Regions from separate parts of the Homo sapiens genome. Here region 2 is linked to region 1. The links are chromatin contacts, found by Hi-C in ENCODE. All regions are on one chromosome and are shown on one strand. The core of a region is the stretch at or near the end of the contact, and the rest is flanking DNA. Distances in the headings are between cores, read along the strand shown. Region 1 overlaps ECT2L (epithelial cell transforming 2 like). Region 2 overlaps CITED2 (Cbp/p300 interacting transactivator with Glu/Asp rich carboxy-terminal domain 2).

Region 1 (7,917 bases), core at 1,906-4,405:
ACAAATCCTCTACATGTCGTTAAATGTGGGCATTCCTCCAGCCTGTGGGAACTCTGCTTCTCTTTTCACTCTGTGCTCTCTGTGTAGAGCACTTGATCCATACCCAGGCTTTTATTTAATATTTCTCTAACAGTGATCAGGCCATTTTTATCTTTGGCCCAGACATTGCCTTTGAGTTCCTAATTATATATCCAGCTGCTTACTTGATATTTAATTTTGAATGTCTTGAGAACACCCCAAAACCAACATGTCCAAGTATATACAATCGTCGTAAGCACAATGTGACTATATTCTCTATTTTAATGGTACCACCAGCCATCCAGTTTCAAAAGTTAGAAACCCAAGACTCATCTAATCACCACTTATCAATTTACCCCCAATATCTCTCATGTGTTCAATTTTCTACATCTCTATCAATACCAGCTTAGGCCAACCTACCATTATTTCTGGCCTGGGCTATGGCTATGGCCATGGCCTTCTAATTGGTCTCCCCATCATTCTGGACTCTCTCCCTGTGCAGTCAGTGTTGGCTTCTCAAATGGCACTGAGACCATGTCATCATGCCCCTGTTTAAAAGTTTTAGTTTAAAAAATTGTAACCTTTAACATGGCATCCAAGGCCCTGCAGGGATATGGCTCTAACCACCCCTTCAGCTTCCCCTCTTCCCTCTTTCTCCATAGTTCCTGGTGCTTCAGCCCAACTCACCTTCATCCAGCTCCTCAGGGATGCTGCCTTTGCCCTTGACATTGCCATCTACCTAGGAGGCTCTTCTACCTCCACTGCCTTCTTCTCCCAGTTGCCTTTAACCCACTTAGCTCCCGCAGGGAAGCCTTTCCACACATGTACTTTTTCTTCAGAAGATTAACTACAGTTGTAATTTCACCTTTATTTATTAGATTTTTTTAAAAATTGGTGCTGTCCCTAACCATACTGTAGGCTCCATAAAGGCAGGAATTGTGTCATTTTTCTTTGTCTCATTAAAACCGCAGAATGTAAGAAGGGATTCAAAATAATGTTGATTTAATAAGTGAATCCGTGAACTGTACAATCACAGTAAACATGCACATACCAATTTAATTAAACAATTTTAGATCATGTATTCCTTTGAGAAGAGATATTCAAATTACACCAAAAACTATAAATCTTCCCCCCAGGAAAGACATATATATGCATAGATATAAAATTTACCAGATATTTCAGGAACTTTGTATGCTGCATGAAACTCTCCTATGGATAATAGTGCATGAAACTAAGTGAAATGTCTTCAATTTTTTTTATCATTTTAAATGACTTTATAATATTCAATGGTCCAGATTTTGCTTAAGATTCTCTAGTTTTCCCTCCTTTGGTTTCAAGTTTATTATCCAACTTACTCAGTTTTCTCTTAATTTCAAAAACTATATATTTTTTACTTCAAATGTCTGTTTTTTTTTTTTCCAAATGAACATTTCAAACATTCACTCCTATTATTACCTTGATTTCTCTTTGAATATTTTCAGCATGTTTATGTTAAAATCTCTTGGATTCTTTCATTACCTTCAGTTCTGGAGATGACGGATCCCTTGTTTGTTTCATTTGCTGGCCTTCCCTCATGGTGTTTTAGTCTGAGGTTATTTTCCAAAGGGAGGATAACTGCCCTGGGTTGTGGAGGCACATGGGATGGTTCACATATGTATCTTCCTCTCCAGGAACCCCTTGGGTTTCTTATTTTCTCACCAGCGTTTATGTTTCTATGGTAGCTCAGGGTCTCTAATGTGCCAGGAGATTTAATATGGACTTAAGCCCATGCAAGGTACAGGCCTGTTCTGATTTCCCCCAGGTCTCCCTTTCCTTTAGCAGCCCAGGAGAAGGTGTGCTTCCTTGCTTCTTCCCTGCAAGGTCTGGACTCCTGTCAGTAGGAAAGCCTAGCACTACTCATCAAGACTGGGCCCAATTCTTCTGTGAATTTCTCAATTTCAGCTCCCATTTAGTGTCCTTGTGTTTTTTTGTTGTTTTTTTTTTAATTTATAACTTGCTGATTTCTTTTTTCATTACTCTTCCATTTGAAGAGATTATGCTTCATAATCCCAGTGCTTTTAGCTGTTTGAAATTAGTTCATAGCATATTAGTCCATTTCACACTGCTATAAAGAACTGCCTGAGACTGGGTAATTTATAAATATAAAAGCATTAATTGGCTCAGAGTTCTGCATGGGTTGGGGGGCCTCAGGAAACTTACAATCACGGTGGAAGGGGAAGCAGGCACATCTTACCTGGCGGCAGGCGAGAGAGAGAGAGAAAAGGAGGAACTGTCAAACGCCAATAAAACATTGGATCTCATGAGAACTCACTATCACAAGAACAGCGTGGGGGAAACCACCTCCATGATCCACTCACCCACCACCAGGTCCCTCCCTTGACATGTGGGGATTATGGAGATTAAAATTGGAGATGAGATATGGGTGGGGACATAAAGCCAAACCATATCACATAGATTCCCCTTTCAGCTCAGTCTACTGATTTCTAGGAAGATTAGATTTTATAGATATGCCATAACTTATCTCAGACATTTAACTTGTTTCCCCCAGCTTTTGCTACTAAAAACAACACTTAGAGGAACATCCTTTAGCTAAATCCTTAGACATATCTTTAATCATTGTTTTAGGAAAAACCCCTAGAAGACGAATTGTTGGATCCAAAAGCACATTTGTACGGCCATCGGTATTTGTCACTTACCAACTTGTCTTCCTTTTCATGCAACTCAGGAGTTGCACAGATGCCTATGGTTCCCCTTGCCCTTGTGTCATCTCCTTTTGGCCCCATTAAAACATGCACCAGAGGATCACCTGAGGTCAGGAGTTTGAGACCAGCCTGGCCAACGTGACGAAACCCTGTCTTCACTAAAATACAAAAATTAGCCGGGCTTGGTGGCATGCACCTGTAATCCCAGCTGCTCAGGAGGCTGAGACAGGAGAATCGCTTGAATCCAGAAGGTGGAGGTTGCAGTGAGCAGAGATCACGCCACAGTACTCCAGCCTGGGTGACAGAGCAAGACTCCAGCTCAAAAATAAATAAATAAATAATTAAAAAAAAATGCACCAGGGACTGAAACTGGGGTATGAACAGCACCCAGACCCTGACCAAGCCATAAAAGTGTTTGTAAAGAAGCCACCCGACAAGGCTTAGAGGTGCTACCTAGGCAACCAGAAAACAGGGACCTCTGCCAAATCCACTCTCCCCTCCACAGGCCTCTCTCCAAGCTGTTCTCCTAGTCATTTTCATCACAATTTTGGCAGCTTCTACTTCTTATCAGAAATTTAAGAGCAGATAATTAAATTCAAGTCCCACATTACTAAGCTTTGTTATTTTTGCAAAGTACACATTGTACATTCAGTGGCACACTGCAAAGCATTATCATGAATTATTTAAATGACACCATCCTCGTCACAATAAATGAGCAAAACACATTTTTTCACTGTCTCCTTACATGTTGTTATTTCTCTTCACAGATTTCTTACTTTGCAACATTAACTAAAATGTGATGAGCCCTGCAATGTCATTACTACAAACTACCCTACCTTAGTTCTGCTGATCATGTATTTTTTTTTAATGTGACGGAAGCATTTTTCTTTCTTCTTAAGATTCATTATACTCAAACGTGTCCTTGTAGCAGCATAGAATAGGAACAAATATAAAACATGTATAACCAAGGTTTACTTTTGGAAGTAATTCATATTCAATTCTCCTTTGCTCTGCTGGGATGGAACAATAGATGCTGTGAGGTGGGAAGGTAGTAGACATGAAAATCTAAAGATACTGAGACCCTTCTTTGGAAAGGAGGCCGGAAACATCTCTGTTTTGCCTCTTATTTTATTACTGTATTTTATAATTCCAAGTAAATGAGAGTAAAACTTATCTCAAAGGCTAGCAAAATGATCCTGAAGTCTAACTCAGGCAATGAGGACAGTAATTCATTAGAAATTAACTGTTCTTGGCATTGTCACAGTCTTGTTCAGCTTGAATGTTAATCTCTAAGGAAATGACAGTTATTACCTGTGCTTTATTGTTGATACTGACAAGATCCTCAAGTGACACTTCTGTCTGTGGATACTACATGCTACCAGTACAGGCCCGGCTCCATTCTTTGCCCCCGTTTACACACACACACACACACACACACACACACACACACACACACTCTCATTCTCTCTCTCTGTCTCTTTCCTCACAACGGCCTGCCAACAGGTTCATTTTACGCCACTCTGTTTTGTCTCAGGATGTGACAAGGCTACATGGACAGGGATCAAAAAAACAGCAGTGACTTAAGGCCAGGGGAGGAAGAACACAGAAAATAAATCGTTAAAACTTGGAACTGAAGCAAACTTAAAAAAAAAATTTTAGCCACTTAAAAAAAACTTTTCATTTTGCAATAATTTTTAACTTACAGAAAAGTTGCAAGAATAGTACAAATAATGTCTTTATCCCTTTCACCTGGACTTCCTCATTTAGTTAACATTTTAATAGTTATGGCCAGGCGCAGTGGCTCAAGCCTGTAATCCCAGCACTTTGGGAGGCCAAGGCAGGCGGATCGCTTGAGCTTAAGAGTTCAAAACCAACCTGGGCAACATAGTGAAACCACATCTCCATTAAAAATACAAAAAAATTAGCCGGGTATGGTGGTGCATGCCTGGAGTCCCCAGCAATTTGGGAGGCTGAGGTGGGAGGATTGCTTGAGGCCGGGAGGCAGAGGTTGCAGTGAACTGAGATTGCGCCACTGCCCTCCAGCCTGGGTGACAGAGCCAGGCCCTGTCTCAAAAAAAAAAAAAAAAATAGTTAACAGTTTAATAGCTAACATTTTACCATTTTTGCCTTATTATTTAGAATCACTTGAGAGTAAATTACGAACATGATGCCCATTACCTTAAGTGTGTCAATGTGTGTTTCCTAAAACACAAGGACACACTGCTGAAAAATCAAAGTACATCCAGCATTACCAGGAAATCAGCACTGATACAATACTACATCCACCCTGCAGACTCCATTCCCATATTCCTGATTGCTCCAGCAATGTCCTTTATAATCACCCTTTTCCATTTGGTCCAGAATCCAGCCCAGGGTTATCTACTGTATTTAGTTTCCATGTCTCTAGATCTGCCTTCAATGTGGAGCAAATGCTCAGGTTTTCCTTGTCTCTTATGACTTGATACTTTTGAAGAGCACAGGCCTGCTGCTTTGTTGAATGACCCTCGATTTCTGGTTGGGTGATGGTTCCTCAAGATTACGCTCAGGTTATGCCTTCTTGGCAGGAATAGCGCGGAAATGATGCTGTGTTCTCAGTGGATCGCGTCGGGGGGCATAGCATATCAATTTGTCCCATAGCTGGAGATTACATCCCTTGGTTAAGATAGCTAATTAAGTATTTTGTACTTAATTTATATTTAATAAGCAATTTAAAAGTATTTGATTAATTTTAAAGTAATCAAAAACTATTCTATGTAAATATCCTGTTTCTTATCAAGCTTTCACCCACTACTTTTAGCATTCATTAATCTTTTTTTTTTTTTTTTTTGAGATGGAGTTTTGCTCGTCACCCAGGCTGGAGTACAGTGGCGCGATCTCGGCTCACTGCAACCTCCACCTCCCATGTTCAAGCGATTCTCCTGCCTCAGCCTCCTGAGTAGCTGGGATTACAAGCGTACACCACCATGCCCGGCTAACTTTTGTATTTTTAGTAGAGACAGGTTTCACCACATTGGCCAGGCTGGTTTCAAACTCCTGACCTCAGGTGATCCACCCACCTCGGCCTCCCAAAGTGCTGGGATTACAGGCGTGAGCCACTCATTGATGATTCTTACCTGAAGCAATTATTACTATGATGGCCTCCAAGTGGTGATTTCCTGATTTCTTAATTCCTTCTGCTTGTACTAATTGGTGTTCTGTTGTGAGGTAGTTTTCCTTCTCCCCTATTTATTTATTCATTCATGGGTATATTTATATCAGTATGGACTCAGGAACGCCTGTTTTATTCAATAGGCTATATTACATTAATTATATACTTTGATACTCAAATTATTCCATATTTTGCCAGTGGGAGTGACTTTATTAATAAATTAGCTTCTGTATTCTTTTGGTATGTCCATGATTCTTTAAGTACTTCCTTATTTTCTGGTGTCAAAATGTTCCAGACCCATCTTATACTTTCCTTGTCCCTGCCCTGGTATCAGTATACCATTTCTCCAGTAAGCTCTGGTTTGTTTTATTAGGAAACGGAATTGAGAAACCAAGATCTGAGTTTATGGTGTGTTCATTGCTTCTGGGATGTTATTGCTTTTAGGTGCTCTAACATGAAATATATGTACACACGTGTACATATACAGCCATCTGTCTCTGTGTATCATTCATTTATATACATATTTTAAAACATGAGATTTTAGTGATATCTCCAATTTCTCTCCAACTGCATATAGATTAGTCTAGCTTTCCTCCTTTACATACTTGTAGATCCTTTTTCCAAAAGTGAGAAACCTAGCTCCCATAATCTTCATATTTTTCCCAACCCCCTGTAAACAACCAATCTTCCAGCCATTCAGAAGCAATCGTCTCCTTCTCCCCTTCTGCACACGGCTATTGCCCCACTGAGTCTCTCCGCACTCTTCCTGTGGCCACGCCAGGCTGAGCAAACCCTGTTACTGACCCGTAACAGCACACTAGTCTCTTCTATACCTGCTACACATTCAGGAGAAATGACTGGCATTTCAGAATGTGGCCAGCTTTGTGTCAAAAGAAGGATTAAATAAATCGCATAATATAGTGTGTTAGGTCCAGTGGGGAAGAGAATTTGGTCTTATAATACAGGCAGCCACTTAAAAGGAAAAATAAGTTTCTTCTAGAAGCACTGGTCTCAAAAAAAAAAAAAAACAACAATTAAAAAAACCCAAAAACGTCCACACACAAGAAAATCTCAGTGAATATATCTTTGCTTTGAATTTCAACTCCATTAAAAATCTTGAGTTGTTTTAAATTGATAGTGAAAAGGTTTTATAGTCTTTTTCTCTTGAAAATCACATCAAACTAGGTTTACTCCAAGACTGTTTTATTCCTGTGAATTTTAGATATTCTTGTTCTTTGTCTTCCTTTTTAGAATGGATAATTCAAAGTGAATACTTTTTTTTTTTTTTTTGAGACAGAGTCTTACTCTGTTGCCCAGGCTGGAGTGCAGTAGCACGGTCTCGGCTCACTGCAACCTCAGTCTCCTGGGTTCAAGTGATTCTCCTGCCTTGGCCTTCCAAGTAGCTGGGATTACAGGCACGCACCACCATACTCAGCTAATGTTTTGTATTTTTAGTAGAGACAGAGTTTTGCCATGTTGGCTAGGCTGGTCTTGAACCCCTAACCTCAAGTGATCCACCCACCTTGGCCTCCCAAAGTGCCAGGATTACAAGCATGAGCCACGGCACCTGGCCTGAAAATTTTTTAAATCTAGATTTATGTTTTGTTAGGATTTATTTTTTATAGGTAGAACATTGGAGGAAGATCAATGACCAATATTTATGCTGACTTTTTAGTAAATTTTAGACATTAGTGTTCTAAACTAAATTTCTCTTTCTTTTTAGGTTTGTCCAAGACTGGTTTTCAGAAAGGATGCAAGTGGCCAAAGTGGACTTCTCTACAGTGTTACCACGCTTCATTTCTCTATATATCTTTTCCTTTTTGAGTCCGAAAGATTTGTGTGCCGCTGCCCAAGTCAGCTGGCCCTGGAAGTTTTTAACTGAACAGGTTTACTATTTGCCACTTCCTAGTAATAGGGCACAAGTACAGCTGTAATCTGTAATGAGGCTACTGGGGTAGCTCCCGTCCCTGAAGACAATAGCTGAGGGTACCTGATCCATCATTAACTTACCCTTGAGAGAAAAAATGGGGAAAAGTGAAATACAATAAT
Region 2 (7,917 bases), core at 3,922-6,421, 540 kb after region 1:
ATGCTAGCTTCCTCTGACTTAGCATTGTATATAGGATTGCCTCTCTGAGAAAGTAAATAATACTAACAGTTATGCTAATGATGACGATAATAATTGTGGCCCAGGAAAAGATGTTTGAAAGGAAGAGAGTTCAAATAGTTATGGTTTGTTATTTATGAGGTTGGAAAAGTGAAATTAATCTGTAAGAATATAAAACAGAACCTGAAATAAAGAATTGATCGAATTATTTTCAGTAAGTTACACACCATACACACACACACATAATTTAAACAACTGCATCAGCAAATTTGCAATGTCATGTTCTGGAAATATTTCCTAGGGTGGCAAGCTTTTTTGGCATTTGCTTGCAGGCTGATAAATCTCAGTAGCCAAAATTTGTGCTCATTATGGCAATGAAAGGGAATATTTACAGAGACGATTCCAATCTTTGGAAAGTTGACACAACTGGGTCAGGTCTATGGCACACCCACAGACTCACGGTGAGCTTGGAAAAACAATGGTAAGAATGATGGAACAGGTTTTGAGGTGGTCTTATAATATTGTACTCCATGTTTTCAGAGGAGGAGAAATGATAGGAACGGGCTTATGTTTTCTTCATGAGAATTTGAATACAAGATGTATTAATTAAACATCTTCATTTTACTGATGGAGAAACTTGAGTCAACAATGATTAAATTACACAGCTATTTGGTTGCAGAGTTAAGACTAGACCTATGTTTTTTATTCCTGATCTACTATTCTTTTCAGTAACTATTAATAGAAGAGTTCTCCATTTCCATAGAAGACCAAAGTAAGAGAATGTGAGTTTACATTTGCATCAAGAAACTTTGGATAAATTGAGGAAGATTAGTTAAGTGTAAAGTAACTAAATATTGTATTTCCTTTATTCTAACATGTACTTAAAAAAAATCTTAACATTATGAAATCAGCCTGAATCTTATAATCAATATTAAAACATAATCGCTGGCAGGCAGTTGGGCGAGTTGTAAAGCGGTCATATTTATGTGCCAGAATTTAGTAACTAACATTCTCATTTAATAGAGTATAGAATTGGGAGGGTAAGGCATTGGCTTAATTTCTGAAAGAAACTGTTTATTTCCAGCAAGAAGGAATTCAGTTAAGGAAAAAAAAACTGAAACCGCAATTTAAATCACTGATATTCTTTCATTTGACTTGAAGTGCTAACGAGGTCAAAATATTAAGAAGGGGTAAGCAGCTCACCATGAGGCTACTCATGCACTTTCAGGGGTCACACTTAATTTGGAGGAATTTTTATACCAAATTTGAAAAAGCGTAGACCCGAATCTTGTGAATCCCAAAAGGAAACGGTGTGTGATTGTACGGATAAATACATGGTATAGTTGTGTTCATATATTTTAGAACTTGTGTTCATGTAATGTAATGGGTTTTTCTCTTAATCACTTATTGATCATTTTACAATCAGTGGCATTTAAGAATAGGTGTCATTTGGTTTATCACAGCAGCACTGCGTCTTAGAAAGAGCACTGACTCGGAAGCTAGGTCTGGAAACTACTCTGCTCCTCTATCCGCTACTGTGTTGTCCTTGAGCAGTTGACTTCCTCTCTAAATGTCAATTTCCTTATGTAAATTTGGAAGAATATCATGAATCTTGCAAGCATATTGTGAGCATTAAATGAGATTATGTATGTAAAGTGCCTACCACAATATCTGTCACATAGTAAGTGCTCAACCAAGGCAGCCACAGGAAACTTATGGTCAACAGAGAGATTTGTTAAGAGATGTTGATTGAAGGGTAAATTTCTTCGATTTGATCCCATGCAGTCTAAACAGTGTTTCTTACCATTTAAAAATCTATGCCCTATCAGTCAAGAAGATTTTGAGGCCAGGCGCAGTGGCTCACGCTGTAATCCCAGCACTTTGGGAGGCCGAGGTGAGTGGATCACGCGGTCAAGAGATTGCGATCATCCTGGCCAACAAATACAAAAAAACTAGTTGTGCATGGTGGTGCGTGCCTGTAGTCCCAGCTACTCAGGAGGCTGAGGCAGGAGAATCGCTTGAACCCAGTAGGTGGAGGTTGCAGTGAGCTGAGATTGCGCCACTGCACTCCAGCCTGGCAACAGAGCAAGACTCTGTCTCAAACAAAATAAATAAAAAAATAATAAGAGTTTGAAATGTCTTTCTACATTTTGTTTTACTAAAAGAATGTGTATTAAAACATCTGTCCAAATATAGTATGGAATATGTTTTTATAAGTTACTGTTTTCTCTCCCTTCTCCCCAGCCTGAGAGGTACCTCTACCCAGCTGAGAACTATTGATCCAAAAAATGGTGTCAGAAGGGGATCTTAGAAACATTTAGATATTTAAGTTCATATTAGGAACATAACAGTCAGTTCAATCATTTTTCACCTACTGGCCTCATCGTCCTTATGTTTGCTAAACACATAGGGTGAAGAGAGATGTATGAAACTGGTCATCATCTTGCTTATCCTCCTTTCAAGAGTTATCCAAAATACATGCAACGGGGCCATATTTACAAGGTGATCTAAGAATGTGTATGCACAATTGAAGTATACTATATGTGCTTTAAGGAGATAGCAACTGTCATGAAGCAAAAAACCCAACGGAACCCAAACCAAACCCCAAACCCAGTGGGTTACGAGAATAAACCACCACCACTAACAACAATAAAATTCTGTGGCCTAGTGACTAAGGAAATCACAAGGCCAAATGTTATACCAATCCATAGGAAAACCCAAAGAGAAAAGACCTCAATAGCCTCCAATCCCATTTCCTTCACTGTAGCATGTGTTCATAAAAACAGTACTGACAATCTGGAGTTGGCTGACTTTTCCTGATTTTGTGCTAGTTTGACTTGCACTCAAGCCTTAATTTTGCTCCCCACTCAGCTTTCAGGAATGGACAGGCAGAATTCTTTGGGCACTATTAACTTTTCAAAAGCCACTCGCCTATTTGCATATCTCCTGCAATGCGCACCACGCTAACCTTGCCTTGCTACAGGCTCCTCAGGAGACAGATTCCCCTGTCGGCTTTGTTCAGCAACCCAAAATGTAATCAAGTAACCACTCTACTGTAGAGGGAAGAAAGGGAGGGATTTCAGGGCTGAGCACAATGGTGATACCATGGGAAAATTCCAAGAATTCCGTGAACCACAGTCCTCACCCCTGGTTGTGCCCCTGCCTCACTAATCTTTCAGATTAGTTCAGCCTAATGAAAACTAATAACATATAAAGCAAGTAATAATATTCACCGTCCATCTTTCTTTCATGTGCTTTTTGCTCACTCTGCAAGTCCTGATTTAGCCAAGCTGAATTCTCAAAAAGCACCACTAACTGCCTCCTGGGGCTGCTTCATTTAGTGCTCCTCTAGGGGAAGGAAGTAACTGATAAGAATCCAGCCGCTAAAAAGTCATTATTTGTTCATAGACAGTATGGAAGAGGTCGGTCTGATAGTTTCTCTTTCCCAAGGATCATGGATTCAGTTCCTCAACACAACAGACTCTTACTTATCATAGCTTTTCTTTCATTGTGTATAAATATCAAAATATGATAGAAATTCACGCCAGCCGCTCTTAGAATATTTTCTCACTCTTTAGCATTACTGCATTACTTATGAGTTTAATTTCTTCCTGGGAAGGGAAGAAGTTCTTTATTTCAGATGTTTTAATATTTTTTTAAAATATAGGTAGGTCTCACTACAAGGCAAACTAAAATTATCAGCAGTATGTTATTTGATGGAAAATATTCTTATATTTCCTTTTCCAGTTTAAATTAAAAGTATGGCTACCAGGAAAAAAAAAGAATCATTTTTCTCCTTGCTGCATAAAAATAGGTCAAGTAATTTAAGCCAGTCCATTGCAATTAAAATTCTGACATTGCCATTGTTCCTTCTATTCTAGGGGGAGAAGACAAACAGAGCCCATGATAATAGGGGTTCACTGGCTGAGTCATTTGATGTGCTACCTATTGTTCTCTTCTGGAGGCTCAGCCTCAACCTGCCTGGGAGCGCTGATTTTGATGATAGTGGTGCAGTCCCAAAATGATAAATACCATCTCTGAAGCATGCATTTCTGAAGAGGTGTACTGCTGCTTTCATGCTAGCAAAACATTTCCACTGCAGAGGAAAAAATTGCCAATGGCATGGGTCTTAAATTCCTTGAATTCTAAATTTATTTATTTTTTGGAGACAATGTTATCTGCCCAGTTTATTTTAAAGTAAATTTTACTGACTCAATTAGACAGCAACACTCATCCTCATTAAAGATCCTGCAGTCCTTTCACAAGATTAGGGCTGGTGGCTTGGTCACATTCCAATGTGGATAATTGCATTCTGCATTCCTGGATATTTCCCTCCACCTTTCCAACCTCATACCGTCAAATGCATTGTTATTTACCCTTACTGCAAATCAACAGTCCTGTTGTGGAGGCGCTGAGGGTTTGCCATCCCCTCAGTTTGCAGGCTAAAGCATCAGCCCAAACCACTGCTCCTTACACTTTTAAAAGAAAACCCCTTAGGTAATGCATATTTTCAAATATGAGGCAAATCTCAATTATGCACACTTAATCATAGGTTAAGGTTTTTGGTAAGTAAAATATTCTTATTTTATAAAGGATGTTTATTTTGGAATCTTCTTTGATTTAAAAAATGTGTTGCTCGAATATGTGCTGTTTGCTCAAAGAAGAAAACAAAGTCTTCAGAAATGGCAACAAAACAAACAAAAAAGCGAAAAAGCTCTTGAGGAAACAGCTTTTCATTGACCTTCTAAATAAATTCCACAAGGGGGCGAAAACACCTAATGGTCCGGGGCTGCAAAGTTTTTATTGCAAAGCTGGCCACCCATAATAGATTAGTGGATTAATATTTTTCTCTAAAGGATCTGGCCTTTAATGTTGACATCAATTTATAGCCATCCCAGGCGTTTACAGTAGTAAAAGTCATGGAGACCATAAACTTCACAATAGATGTCAGCCTTCTGCTACTAGTGCTCTAGCCCAGCACCCCATAAACAGTGGTGATTAGGTAACTGTTCTTCAAAGACCCATCCATAGCTCTAACGTCTTTATCAGCTCCCGCAAAGATACTGTCACGAGGATTTTATCAGGCACAAGACAGAAGTATACGTTTTTATTAATGTGGACTTATTTTTCTGACATGTAGCTATGAGGTTGCACTGCAGCTTATCATTGATCTCTTCTTGAAAATCAAGCATGGAGTGTCTATTTTTGGGCAAAGCTTAAAGAACAGAAGCTCTCTTGTATCATATTAGAACTTTTTGACAAACAGCCAAGGTACAGAGGTCAAATTTCCCCATATGCTATAAGCAACTTAGTAGGAAGCAAGACCACAAAAGGTTTTGCAAATGTCTGCCAGTAGCCGGGTGATCTAGGTCACTGTACAGGTTTCATTAATCAGGTTGTTGAAACAAGGAGTTATTTTTCTCTGCTTAAGAGACCTGCAGATATCATGTAGAATCTGCTCAATTGTTGATCAAGAAAGAGTTTTTAATGAAACAGAGATCACTCAAGTGAACTGGGGTGCGGGAGCGTTTGTATTTGTACTGAAGACAAATTGTGCTTTTTAGCCCAGCTCCTCTGTTTGAGTCCTCTGTTCTGGTAGGGATGGGCTCAAGATCTAATAATAGTTCCTTGGGCTCTGCATCTCCACATACGTGTTCCGGCGTTTGAGCAGCAGGAGGAATTTAGTGACAGAGCAGGTGTTGTGGCTTATTCCCTGGCAGAATAAATGGTGAAGGGTGGTGGCAAGACAATTCTTTGGCTTCTTTATGCAAAAAAAAAAAAAAAAATGCATTTAATCACTTTCCTTTTTTCCTGGCACTAGTGAAAAAGGATTGGAGTTGCTGTATTAATATGTATGCAAACATATTTTTTCACTTAAGCCTCTGGAAAAAAAAAAGAGAGAGAGAGAAAGAAAAACTTACTGTGAAAATGCTTAGCCAGAAAGATTCATTGCTGATTGCAGATTTAGTATTGACATGTCTTAGCTGAAGAAAACTTCAGCTTTAACTATTAATGTGGAAATCTGGATCAGCTTTTAAAGTAGGGTAAAAAGAGTTTTGGATGATTCAGTATATTTATTTGAACATAATTTTAAAGAAGAAAGTGTCAATTATAGAGGTATATAAAAAACCCAGTGGAGTGTGTGCATTTTAATTTTACATGGCCTACCTTGGAAATAAAATTATAAAATGCAGGTGATCTGAATTATACTTAAAGCAGCCTTTATGCCCAACTTACTCTCTCATAACACTTCTAAATATCCGCTCCTCCTGATTTCTTATAAAATATGGAATTTAAGATGAGAATCGGAGTCTAAATGAAATGTTCTTTTAAAGCATTATTTATAAGATTTTCCTCAACCTACATTTTTTACTTCCCCTAGTAAGTTGCGTACAAAAGTCTGTATTTTTTCTTGAAGGTAGGTGTGTTGCTCTTATAAACATAAGATAAGCCATGAAAACATGAAAAACAAAATTCCTTCTCCTTCCACCTGGGATAATTTGAGATTTTCACAATATTACTTTTTCCTTTGCTTGATTATATAAGGCAAAACTTGATACCCACTTAGTTGTAGCTATGGTCTTCTTGATAAGACATCTATCCAGGTAAAATTAAAGTATAATTTTCAGGTGATTTGCATCCCATGCATGCAACAGGAAAACTCAGAATTCAGGAAAACAGGGCATGCTTAAGAGGGAACATCTTGTAAAGACTGTAATTTGACCTTTGAGTCAACCTGAGTACATTTTAAATATTATAGGACAAAAGCCTCAAAGTGGAATTCTGCCTCATCTTTCTCAGAACTATAAACCAGTCAGACACTGTTTCAGAGATTACGCTAGAAAATATGTACCTATCCTTGGCACTTTTGCTGAGAAATAAAACTCTCATCACTGGAGATAAAGGTAGATTTATATTTAATGCCACCCATCAATCAATCAGTGTATTATTCCAATCTACCTCTATTTAAGTAGTTGAATCAGGTATAAACAGAAACACTTGATTTTTTTTGCCTCCTGCCCATTGAAAAAGATAATGTTGAGTATTGCAAACCTTTCTAACTCTGGAGTACACTTGATATGATGGCAATTAAGAAAAAAAAAAAAGCAGTGACAACTTTGCAGCTTTTGATTAAAGCACACCAAGAGGCATGTTACAATGATAACAATGAAGCATTATGCCAATTATGTTAAATCCTGCTCTCCGCTTAAGCTCATCATGACCTGTTTTAGTGTCCTGTAATTTATCCTTTGGAATGCTTACTCTCATCAATAGTGTTCAACTCAAAGACGGGGGGAAAAAAGCCACCAAAGGGAACAACCACCCCCAAATGACTTCTAGAAAACAAGTTATTTCTTAACTTTTTATTGACATTGGCAAATTAAAATAGAATAAATTAACAAGTATTTTTTCAAAAAAATGTTTTGTACAAAAATACTGTCAAAATTTCCTAAAAAGCTTTCAACACAGTAGTATCTTTTCATGTACTGAATATAACTATTAGCACAGTGTCAAAAATGTTGAAGACAGAAACAAAATAAAAATCTGTGAAATGTTTGCCACTGACGACATTCCACACCCTATTATCATCTGTACATATGGGGGTGGGGGGGGCGGCGGGGGGGACAGCCAACTTGAAAGTGAACAGTATGACTTTCCTGATCCAGAACAGTTTGGCCCACATCTGTTTAATCTTCCAGTTTAGCATATTTTAAAAATTAGTCTGTACTCAAATGCATAGTTAAAAAAATGAAGCGAGATGGCAGTTTGTGCAGTAATATCTGCCCTTCGAAGTTCATGCAACCAACTAATGCAATTTTTCCTTTCACTCGTAAATCTGAATGCAGTTCAGTCATTTGAAACCATCTACAAAATCCACAAGATTAAGCAGTTTGCCAA

The links. Hi-C counts contacts between places; a loop is a spot of excess contacts on that map. Pooled maps may share reads with other maps.
Region 2: a loop to region 1 is called in a map of left ventricle myocardium inferior, with 3 times the contacts of the local background. The contact joins two enhancer-like sites. A Hi-C loop is called at or near these places in 2 of 168 maps with a recorded cell type or tissue (heart left ventricle and left ventricle myocardium inferior) and 2 of 50 pooled maps.

The regions. Positions count from the first base shown.
Region 1 is chr6:138,830,761-138,838,677 of GRCh38, forward strand. ECT2L (epithelial cell transforming 2 like) reads left to right here. Exons shown (of 22, transcript NM_001077706.3): 5 at 7,592-7,754. Among named protein-coding and RNA genes, the nearest start is that of ECT2L, 39 kb to the left of the region's middle. Within about 2 kb of position 3,156, at least 4 of the 41 ENCODE cell types and tissues checked have a DNase peak (open chromatin) inside an H3K27ac peak, as active enhancers do.
Region 2 is chr6:139,364,889-139,372,805 of GRCh38, forward strand. It overlaps CITED2 (Cbp/p300 interacting transactivator with Glu/Asp rich carboxy-terminal domain 2), which reads right to left. Exons shown (of 2, transcript NM_006079.5): 2 at 6,919-7,917. Among named protein-coding and RNA genes, the nearest start is that of CITED2, 5.8 kb to the right of the region's middle. RefSeq lists an enhancer at 3,931-4,749. Within about 2 kb of position 5,172, at least 11 of the 41 ENCODE cell types and tissues checked have a DNase peak (open chromatin) inside an H3K27ac peak, as active enhancers do.